4 separate regions of the Homo sapiens genome follow, and all the other regions are linked to region 1. The links are chromatin contacts, found by Hi-C or POLR2A ChIA-PET in ENCODE. All regions are on one chromosome and are shown on one strand. The core of a region is the stretch at or near the end of the contact, and the rest is flanking DNA. Distances in the headings are between cores, read along the strand shown.

Evidence for each region. A loop is a pair of places that touch in the nucleus more often than their neighbours do. ChIA-PET counts read pairs that join two places held with the same protein, here RNA polymerase II (POLR2A). Pooled maps may share reads with other maps.
Region 2: a loop to region 1 is called in a pooled map, with 2.2 times the contacts of the local background. The contact joins the enhancer-like site here to the promoter of DAGLB in region 1. A Hi-C loop is called at or near these places in 2 of 168 maps with a recorded cell type or tissue (CD8-positive, alpha-beta T cell and sigmoid colon) and 12 of 50 pooled maps. POLR2A ChIA-PET finds 5 or more read pairs at or near these places in 7 of 52 experiments (A549, AG04449, AG04450 and 4 more).
Region 3: a loop to region 1 is called in a map with no recorded cell type, with 4 times the contacts of the local background. The contact joins the enhancer-like site here to the promoter of DAGLB in region 1. A Hi-C loop is called at or near these places in 1 of 37 single-sample maps with no recorded cell type and 3 of 50 pooled maps. POLR2A ChIA-PET finds 5 or more read pairs at or near these places in 4 of 52 experiments (B cell, GM12878 and activated T-cell).
Region 4: a loop to region 1 is called in a map of naive thymus-derived CD4-positive, alpha-beta T cell, with 10 times the contacts of the local background. The contact joins the promoter of ZNF12 here to the promoter of DAGLB in region 1. A Hi-C loop is called at or near these places in 1 of 168 maps with a recorded cell type or tissue (naive thymus-derived CD4-positive, alpha-beta T cell) and 11 of 50 pooled maps. POLR2A ChIA-PET finds 5 or more read pairs at or near these places in 3 of 52 experiments (GM12878, HCT116 and WTC11).

What each region holds. Positions count from the first base shown.
Region 1 is chr7:6,446,668-6,449,226 of GRCh38, reverse strand. DAGLB (diacylglycerol lipase beta) reads left to right here and starts at 1,273. Exons shown (of 15, transcript NM_139179.4): 1 at 1,273-1,479. The coding sequence starts at 1,385. RefSeq lists an enhancer at 1,016-1,065.
Region 2 is chr7:6,070,272-6,072,830 of GRCh38, reverse strand. No RefSeq gene overlaps it. Among named protein-coding and RNA genes, the nearest start is that of EIF2AK1, 12 kb to the right of the region's middle. Within about 2 kb of position 1,275, at least 2 of the 41 ENCODE cell types and tissues checked have a DNase peak (open chromatin) inside an H3K27ac peak, as active enhancers do; they include B cell, where a contact is called at or near this core.
Region 3 is chr7:6,728,468-6,731,026 of GRCh38, reverse strand. No RefSeq gene overlaps it. Among named protein-coding and RNA genes, the nearest start is that of ZNF12, 23 kb to the right of the region's middle. RefSeq lists silencers at 447-496, 907-1,016 and enhancers at 1,167-1,376, 1,428-2,403. Within about 2 kb of position 1,271, at least 39 of the 41 ENCODE cell types and tissues checked have a DNase peak (open chromatin) inside an H3K27ac peak, as active enhancers do; they include B cell and GM12878, where a contact is called at or near this core.
Region 4 is chr7:6,705,679-6,708,237 of GRCh38, reverse strand. ZNF12 (zinc finger protein 12) reads left to right here and starts at 1,291. Exons shown (of 5, transcript NM_016265.4): 1 at 1,291-1,806. RefSeq lists an enhancer at 1,123-1,622 and a silencer at 1,316-1,675.

The DNA.
Region 1 (2,559 bases), core at 24-2,523:
TAACACGGGCTCCTTACAGCAAGGGGCACAGATGGAAGCAATGTTGTCCCATGCTTGCAAGTCTCACAGAACGGGATATGAGTCCCACACCTGCCATTGACAGCCTGGGTCTCTAGGCTAGCTAATTCCTCCAGGCCTGAAGCGTCCCTCCTTATAAAATGAAAATTTCGGTCAGGTGTAGTGGCTCACGCCTGTAATACCAGCACTTTGGGAGGCTGCGGCGGGAGGATGGTTTGAGGCCAGGAGTTCAAGACCGGCCTGGGCAACAGAGTGAGACTCCGGTCTCTACAAAAAATAGGAAAATTTATGGAGAAACCCCATCTCTACTAAAAATACAAAATTAGCTGGGCATGGTGACACATGCCTGTAATCCCAGCTACTCAGGAGGCTGAGGCAGGAGAATCGCTTGAACCCAGGAGATGGAGGTTGTGGTGAACCAAGATCGCGCCATTGCACTCCAGCCTGGGGCAACAAGAGCAAAACTATGTCTCTAAATAAATAAATAAATAAATAAATAAATAAATAAAAATAAATTAGCCGGGAGTGTGGCACGTGCCTTTGGTCTCAGCTACTCAGGAGGTTGAGGTGGGAGAGTCGCTGGAATCCAGGAATTCAAGGCGGCATTCAGGAGTTCAAGGCTGCAGTGAGTCATGATTGCGCCACTGCACTCCACCCTGAACGACAGAGCCATACGCTGCCTTAAACAAACAGACAAACAGGGCCGGGCGCAGTGGTTCACGCCTGTAATCCTAGCACTTTGAGAGGCCCAGGCGGGCGGATCACTTGAGGTCAGGGGTTCGAGACCAGCCTGGCCAACATGGTGAAACTTCGTCTCTACTAAAAATACAAAAATTAGCCGTGGTGGCGCGCTCCTGTAATCACAGCTACACCGGAGCCTGAGACAGGTGAATCGCTTGAGCCCGGGAGGCGGAGGATGCAGTGAGCCGAGATCACACCCACTGCACTCCAGCCTGGGAACAGAGCGAGACTCCGTCACCAAAAAAAAAAAAAAAAAAAAAAAAAAAAAAAAAAAAAAAAGGAAAAGGAAATATCACCAGAACGGATATCACTGCACTCTTCACGAAAAAGAAAAAGAAAATACCAGAACGGATTTCACCGACCGGCAGACCTGCAATCGACTCAGCCAGCGCCTTCCGGATCAGCGTTTCTGCGCAGGCGCAGACAGCTCCGGCGGAAGAGGCGGTGTAGGGCTCAGTGCGCTTGCGCCGATCTCGGCCTCAGCGTGAGCATGCGCAGGTCCCCGCCCTCGCTGCGTTTGCGCTTGAGCGCCGATAATTTGGTGGCGGCGTCCGGAGGGTGCTGGTTTGTTCTCGGTGAACGGCGCGCGGGGTCTCTCCTGAGTGCGAGCTACGGGACCTTCGCCATGCCGGGGATGGTACTCTTCGGCCGGCGCTGGGCCATCGCCAGCGACGACTTGGTCTTCCCAGGGTTCTTCGAGCTGGTCGTGCGAGTGCTGTGGTAAGGACGGCGGCTACGGGGGCGGTGGAGCCCACCGGAGAGGGAGCGGGGGGCGAGCTGTCCCTTGAGACGGTGACAGAAGTGGCTTCCCAAGCACTGTCGCGGTCCCAGCGCTGGCCACGCATCCTCTTATCGAGTTCTCACCACTGCCCGAAGAGGTGGGCAGTGGTGCTGTGTCCATTTGACGGATGACAAACCGAAGCCCCCAGAGTGTGTGGGCTGACCCCGGGGGACAAACAGGGGGTTTCGAAGTCCGCGCAGCAGGACGCGAGCACCCCTTTGTGTGCAGCGCCGAGACCTGGCCCTGGGGTGCCACGAGGGTGTTACCGCCGGCAAAAGCCTTGGCCTCGAGTTCTCCTTTCTTGAGGCGGGAGCAGCCACTTGTGCCCTTCCTTCCCTTTGTACGGGGCACTTGAATCTGCAACACGAAGGATAGGAAAAAATACCGAGCCGGTTGTGGCTGCATTTCGTGAGAAGCAGACAGGCTCAACATACAACGCTGTTGTCTTTCAAAGTGTGGAATCAGTGGGAAGTGGCATTGGTACCTGAAGTCTGTTCCCAGAGGATCTGTGCAGGGAATGAATCATTGTTATGCAAAAGTAGATTCTTGGCTGGGCGCCATGGCTCACGCCTGTTATCTCAGCACATTGAGAGGCTGAGACGGGAGGATTGCTTGAGGGCAGGAGTTTGAGACCAACCTGGGCAACATAGTGAGACCCCTTTTCTTTTTATTTTTTTGAGACAGGGTCTCACTCTGCTACCCAGGCGGGAGTGCAGTGGTGCGATCACCACTCACTGCAGCCTCAACCTCCTGGGCTCAAGCGATCTTCCCACTTCACTCTTCCAAGTAGCTGGGACCACAGACTCGTGCCACCACGCCCAGCTAACTTTTTCTATTTTTTGTAGAGATGGAGTCTCACCGTGTTGCCCAGGCTAGTGTCCAACTCTTGTGCTCAAGTGATCCTCCTGCCTTGGCCTCCCAAAGTGCTAGGATTACAGACGTGAGCCGCCGTGCCGGGCCTAGATCTTTTATTGTTGGCAATTATATTCCAGGCCAGGTGCAGTGATTCATGCCTGTAA
Region 2 (2,559 bases), core at 26-2,525, 380 kb after region 1:
TGCTGGGATTACACTTTGAGCGTGAACCACTGCACACGGCTCACTAGTTAAATCTTTCCTTCCTGTTCCCATAACCTTATGCTCTGCTAGCCTAGAGGTCTTAGTTCCAAAGAGAGCAATGCCTCCACCAGGAGACATGCTATGGTTTGACTATTTGTCCCCTCCAAAACACAAGTTGAAATTTAATCCCCAATGTGGCAGTATTTAGAGGTGGGGCCTTTAAGAGTTGATAGAGTCATGGCCAGGTGCGGTGGCTCATGCCTGTAGTCCCAGCACTTTGGGAGGCTGAGGCAGGTGGATCACGAGGTCAGGAGATCGAGACCATCCTGGCTAACACGGTGAAACCCCATCTGTACTAAAAATACAAAAAATTAGCTGGGCGTAGTGATAGGCGCCTGTAGTCCCAGCTACTTGGGAGGCTGAGGCAGGAGAATGGCGTGAACCCTGGAGGCGGAGCTTGCAGTGAGCTGAGACCATGCCACTGTACTCCAGCCTGGGCGACAGAGCAAGACTCCGTCTCAAAAAAAAAAAAAAAAGAAGGTGATTCAGTCATGAGGGCTCTGCCCTTATGAATGAATTAATCTGTCCTTGGATTAATAAATTAATGGGTTAGGGCCGGGTGCAGTGACTTATGTCTGTAATCCCAGCACTTTGGAAGGCCAAGGTGGGCAGATCTCCCGAGGTTGGGAGTTCAGGAGGAGCCTGATCAACATGGAGAAACCCCGTCTCTACTAAAAATACAAAATTAGCCAGGCTTCGTGGCACATGCCTGTAATCCCAGCTACTTGGGAGGCTGAGGCAGGAGAATCACTTGAACTGGGGAGGCAGAGATTGCCGTCAGCCGAGATCGCGCCATTGCACTCCAGTCTGGGCAACAAGAGTGAAACTCCATCTTAAAATAATAATAATAATAATTAATTAATGGGTTAATGGATTAAGGAGTTATCATGGGAATGGGATTGGTGGCTATAAAGCTGTATAAATAAAAGGAGGAGAGGTGTGAGCTAGCATGCTGAGCCCCCTGGCCATGTGATGTCCTACACCACCTCGGGACTTTGCAGAGTCCTATCAGAAAGAAGGGCCTCACCAGATGCAGCCCTTTGACCTTGGACTTTTCAGCCCCCATAACTGCAAGAAATAATTTCTTTCTTTATAAATTACCCAGTTTCAGGTATTCTGTCATAAGCAACAGAAAATGGACTGACAACAGTGATTTCATTGAACTGACTTTTCAGTGCCACCTGGCCACTTTCAGTTCCTCTTGCCTCTGAATCAACAGGCAAAGAAAGACGTTACTGGGCTGACTTGGGTGATTAATCCTGACTACCAAAGAGAAATTGGACTGCTACTCCACAATGGAGCTAGGAAAGGGTATGTCTGAAATACAGGAGAGCGCTTAGGGTATCTCTTAGTATCAGAATGCCCTATGATTAGAGTCAATGGAAAACTGCAACAACCCAATCTTGGCAGGACTATGAATGGCCCAGGAAAGGAGGTTTGGTTCGCCACACCAGGTGACCCATGGCCAGCTGAGGTGTTTGTTGAGGAGAACGGGAATACGGAATGTGTGGTGGAAGAAGATGGTTATAAACACCAGCTACGACCCATCACCAGTTGCAGAACCGAGAGCTGCAATTGCCGTTGATGTTTCTTTTTGTTTTGTGATGGATGTGTGTGTGTGTGTGTGTGTATCACAAATGTCTTTGTTTTCATTCCCCACTTATCCTCTTATGTAACAAAAGATATATTGACTTTATATCATAGTATTTCAATATTGTTAACCTTATAGCATACTATTTAAGTTATGAGATACCAAGGAGAAGCATAAACATCACCCAAGAAACTTACATCCTCTTCTGGGAAAGAGATTAGTGCGGTTTTCATTGTATACGAGATAGTTGTATCACGTCAAGTGGATAGTTGTATCATGGTTGAAAAAGATGCATATAGTCTGGGTGCAGTGGCTCACACCTATAATCCCAGCACTTTGGGAGGCCAAGACAGGCGGATCACCTGAGGTCAGGAGTTCCAGAGCAGCCTGGCCAAAATGGTGAAACCCCGTTTCTACCAAAAATACAAAAATTATCTGGGCTTGGTGGTGCACAACTGTAGTTCCAGCTACTTGGGAGGCTGAAGCAGGAGAATCATTTGAGCCTGGGAGGTAGGCGCAGGTTGCAGTGAGCCGAGATTGCACCACTGCACTCCGGCCTGGCCAACAGAGCAAGACTCTGTCTCAAAAAACAAACAAACAAAATAAATAAATAAAAATTAAAAATGCGCATGGATGCTGTTGACAAGGGGTGAACTTGCCAAAGTTATTTTTTTTTTCTTTTGAGACAGAGTTTCACTCTTGTTGCCCAGGCTGGAGTGCAAAGGCATGATCTCGGCTCACCGCAACCTCCGCCTCCTGGGTTCAAGCGATTCTCCTGCCTCAGCCTCCCAAGTCGCTGGGATTACAGGCATGTGCCACCATGCCCAGCTAATTTTGTATTTTCAGTAGAGACGGGGTTTCTCCATGTTGGTCAGGCTGATCTCATACTCCCGACCTCAGGTGATTCG
Region 3 (2,559 bases), core at 22-2,521, 280 kb before region 1:
GATTACAGGTGTGAGCCACTGCATCCGGCCCGCATTTTCTTATTGTCTCTTTAAACTGCTTAAAATCAAAGAAACCATAGGAATTGAGTATGTGAGCTCTCAGAAATGAAATGAATGTGTATAAAATATGGTTTTGTTTCTAAATTATCTAACTGAACTTGGTTATTGCTGCACCTAATAACCTTCTACTAAGAAAACTAGGATACGGGAGAAAGAACACTGGCCTGGGAGATAAGACTCCTGAGTTCTACTATGAGCAACTCTACCCACAAAGCCAGTGACCCGGTCAAGTCACCCACCTGCTAAGGCCCAGTCTCTTCCCCTAGCAACTGAGGCAGCAAGAGAGAATCCCTGCAGACTGTTCCTGCATTACTACCAGTCTCCAGGGCAGATCTAAGGGGGGAATCAGCAGACACTTAAATGAGAGAACAGAGATGCTGACGGACGTTTAGAGGCGGTCGAAATCTGGAGCACGGAAAGGAGGAGGAAGGGCTGTTAGGGGTTAGTGGGGAGTGGAGACGACGTCTGCAGCTGAGGCTGGTGATACCCTCCACGCCCCCGTAAGCCTCGTCCTCCCAGATATTCCCGTGCAGCGCCTCAAGGCCAAACACACGCCTCTCCTGCAAGCGATCGGACCCTCCCCCGCCTCATACTCTAAGGTCCCGAACATACGGTGACTTCACCCAGGCCTTTCTCGCTCCGGGCCCGAAAACCCAAAGACTTACCCTCCTGGGGCTCCCCAGAGGCCGGGGCGGGGCTGCTGTCGCTGGCGCGCGTCTGCTCGCGAGGTCCCCTCTTGTCCACCTCACCAAGGCTGTTCTGCTCCTGAGGGGCCCGGGCCGGGCCTACGGGGCAAATCCAGGAGGGTGTCCTTCCCGGGGCCCAGATCCGCCTCCCTGGGACTCACCGTACAGCGGCGGCCTGGGCCAGGCCCCCAGGACACACACGGGCCAGGCCCGGTTCCCGCCGCCCCTTCGCCTCCGCCTCCGCTGCCACCTTCGCCACCTCCCGCCCGGTTCCCCTGGCCGCAGGGCCGCCGGCTCAGGGGCTCACGCTCGGGGGTCCCCGCTCAAGCCTCCACCCGGCCCGTGCGAACCCTGGCCCACATAGCTCCGCGCCCGCCTAGGTGCTGGCCTAGGCGCTCAGCGTCCAGCCCCGCAGGCTCAGCGATTCTCGTCCACTGGGGGCCAAAGCCTGGGAACTAGAGCAAGCGGTGACCTGAGGACACACAGGAAGCGATGGCAGTGCGGCGGCAGCGCGCATGTGCGAACACGCACCCAGGGAGAGGCGCACACGCGCAGGAGTTCACCGGAAGTCCGCCTCCCAGGGCCCACCGTTGGTCCCAGGACAAGGGCCGGACTCTATTTCCCATGAGCCTACCAGCGCCCCCCAACTTTAGGGGCCATTTCAAATGTCTCTACCCCGTCTAAAGGTTAAGAAGCCCCAGGCTATATGAGCTTCGGCAGCCCTGATCCCCGGACTGAACTTCGCATTTGTCTTTATTCCCTTTTAGGGTCAAGTCCAGGGCTGCAGTGACTGGGTCCTGGAGCCCAAGGCCTCCAGGTTAGAACCGAGTTTCCCATAACGAGAAGGAAAGGAAAGGGTGTATCGTGGTCACTGCGCTGAAATGCTAAGAGAAGTTTCACTCAAATACTAGGACAGGATAAATGCCCAGCGATGCTTTCCAAGGAAGAGAAAGAAAATAGAATTTGTGGCCGGGCGCGGTGGCTCACGCCTGTAATCCCAGGACTTTGGGAGGCCGAGGAGGGCAGCTCGCGAGGTCAAGAGATAGAGACCATCCTCGCCAACATGGTGAAACCCCGTCTCTACTAAAAATACGAAAATTAGCTGGGCGTGGTGGCGCGTGCCTGTAATCCCAGCTACTCCGGAGGCTGAGGCAAGAGAATCGCTTGAACCCGGGAGGCGGAGGTTCCAGTGAGCCGAGCTCGCGCCCCTGCACTCCAGCCTGGCGACGGAGCGAGACTCTGTAGCTTTTCTAGATCACACAGCAAATGCCTAAAAACTGTAGAGAAATCAGGAAATACACAAATCGAACAAAGAAAAGATACCTGTGATTTCACCTTCCCCAGGAGGATTATGTTTAGGGTTAGGTTATGTTGACCAAAAAGACTCAAAGTTTGTAAAGAGTTTTATTCTGGGCCTCCTATTTGAGTGACCATGGCTGGTGACACAGCCTCAGGGGGTCCTGAGAACGTGAGCCCAAAGTGGTTGGGTTACAGCTTGGTTTTATACATCTTAGGGAGACAGCAGTTACAGGCAAAGACATAAATCAATACATGGGATGTACACATTGGGTCAGCCTGGAAAGGCTTTCAGGTCACTAGCAGATTCAAAGATTGGCAGTTGATTCAGAGTTAAGTGTTGGCTGAACAGTTGGAAGATGACGTAAAGAAATGGGCCATTGCGGTGGCTCTTGCCTGTAATCCCAGCATTTTGGGAGGGTGACCTGGGAGGATCCCTTGAGGCCAGGAGTTCAAGGACAGCCTGGGCAACACAGCAAGACCCCCATCTCTACAAAAAAAAAAAAAAAAATTATCC
Region 4 (2,559 bases), core at 42-2,541, 260 kb before region 1:
TTTTATTTAATTCAAGAGGAAACAGGCAGATATTATAACTGGTTCAAAAGAGAATCTGAGGGCTGGACATGGTGGCTCATGCCTGTAATCCCAGCACTTTGGGAGGCTGAGGCGGGTGGATCACTTGAGGTCAGGAGTTTAAGACCAGCCTGGCCAACATGGTGAAACCCCCATCTCTACTAAAAATTCAAAAATTAGTCGGGCTTGGTGGTGTGCACCTGTAATCCCAGTTACTTGGGAGGCTGAGGCAGGAGAATTCCTTGAACCAGTGAGCCAAGATCTCGCCACTGAACTCCAGCATGCACAGCAGAGTGAGACCCTGTCTCAAAATTAAAAAAAAAAAGAGAGAGAGAGAGAGAATCTGAGAAACAGACATATTTTCAGATCAGGAATATTGAAATGATTATGTAAATGGAGAAATGCAGTCAAAACTGCATTTTCTCTAGTGGGGATTGTGGGAAGTCAACCAACTTCCACCAGACAGAACATAACTTGCATCGATTACCTACAGTTTTCAAAGAGGTGTAAAATACCTCAAAGATAAGGAACAGGGTTGGAATCAAGTAACATGGCTTTCTAAATGTGCTTCGTTTTCCATTAAGACGCAAATTTCTTCTTCTGCTTGCCTCATCCTCTTCAGGAAGTAGAGTTCTGGCTAATTTTTTTCTTCTTTCAATTCTGTACATATTCTCTGAGTTTTCTAGCTATCACTAATTCAAAGTGATTTGGAAAAGCTGGAATTCTTTTTCTCCTTGTTGGGGCGAGGATGGTATCCTGTCCCAGGCTAATCCTCTATTATTTCATCCATGGGCTCTATTTACTGAAGTTTTCGTTAAATGTGTCATTGTGATCATAAGCTAGCATGATGCACCCTCTTGTTCCATTTGTCACGGTTGCACATGGACATTGATTTTAAGCCTTGAGCTCTCCGGTAAGGCAGGACTGGCCCAGGCATGGTCTACGAGATGCTACAGGAAGCAGAGACTTTCTAGACGTTCCCTTAAAGATAGTCAAGACATCCCCATGAAGACGTTCCCTTAAACTAAGGAGAAATTTGAGTCTGGGGTTCGGCGTTGCCAATTCTCTTAGCATAGAGCCTCTTAACCGCTAGACCAGATAGAGACATTTCAAATGGCTCCTAAATTTGGGGAGCGCGTAGGCTCATGGGAAATAGAGTCACGGTATTTGTCCTGGGACCGGCGGCGGGTCCCGGGAGGCGGACTTCCGGTGCATTCCTGCGCATGTGCACCCCTCTCTGTGTGCGTGTTCGCGCATGCGCGCCGCGGCCGCAGTGCCCTCGCTTCCTGTGCGTCCCCAGGTCACCGCTCGCCCTAGTTCCCAGGCTTTGGCCTCCGGTGGGCGAGAATCGCGGAGCCTGCGGGGCTGGGCGCCGAAGAGCCGGGCCGGCACCCAAGCGGGCGCGGGGCTGTGCGGGCCAGGCGGAGGCTCAAGCGGGGATCCCCGAGCACGACCCCCGGAGCCGACGGCGCTGGGGCCCAAGGGGCCGGCCGGGCGGTGACGACGGCGGAGGCGAAGGGGCGGCGGGACCCGGGCCCGGCCCGTGTGCGTCCTCGACGGCCCGGCCCCGGCTCCGCAGGACGGTGAGCCCCAGGGAGACGGATCTGGGCTCCGGGAGGGACGCCCCGCCTGGATTTGTCCCGTAGGCCCGGCCCGGGCCCCTCTGGAGCAGAACGGCCTTGGTGAGGTGGACAGGAAGGGACCTCGCGAGCAGACGCGCGCCCGCGACAGCAATCCCGCCCCGGCCTGTCGGGAGCGGTGGGGCAGAGGCTGCGGAGCCCCAGGAGGGTAAGTCGTGGGTTTGCGGGCCCGGGGCGAGAAGGGCCTGGGTGAAGTCACCGCGTGTAGGGCACCTTAGAGTGAGGGACAGTGGAAGGTCTCGATCGCTTGCAGGAGTGACGTGTGTTTGGGTTTGAAGGCAGGGTCCGGCGAGGACGAGGCTTACGGGGGCGTGGGGGGTGTCACCAGCCTCAGCTGCGGACGTTGTCTCCACTCCCCCCTCACCCCAGCAGCCCTTCCTCCTCTCTCTGCTCCAGATTGCTACCGTATCTAAACGTCCGTCAGCACCTCTGTTCTCTCATTTAAGTGCTGATTCCCCCTTAGGTCTGCTCTTGTGGAATCATACGTTGTAGTGCAGGAACAGCCTGCAGGAACTATCTCTTGCTGCCTCATTTGCTAGGGGAAGGGCCTTAGCAGGTGGGTGACTTGTCCGAGGTTTTGTGGGTGGAGTTGCTCATAGTAGAACTCTGGAGTTTTATCTCCCAGGCCAGTGTTCTGTCCCCCGTATCCTAGTTAAGTGAGCGTAAGTTCTTCAATAAAAGATCCTTTTGAGTAGCACACTGAAGTTTCTGCAAATAAAGACTCAATTATGCCGACTGTATTCCTTTATTTAGGGCATCCTGTGGATTTTCTGATCTTTATTTAAAAGAGTAAGAAAATAGATGAGTATTACAGAATTCATTTTTTGTTGTTTGTTTTTTGTTTGTTTGTTTGTTTGTTTTTGAGACAAGTTTCGCTTTGTTGCCCAGGCTGGAGTGCAAT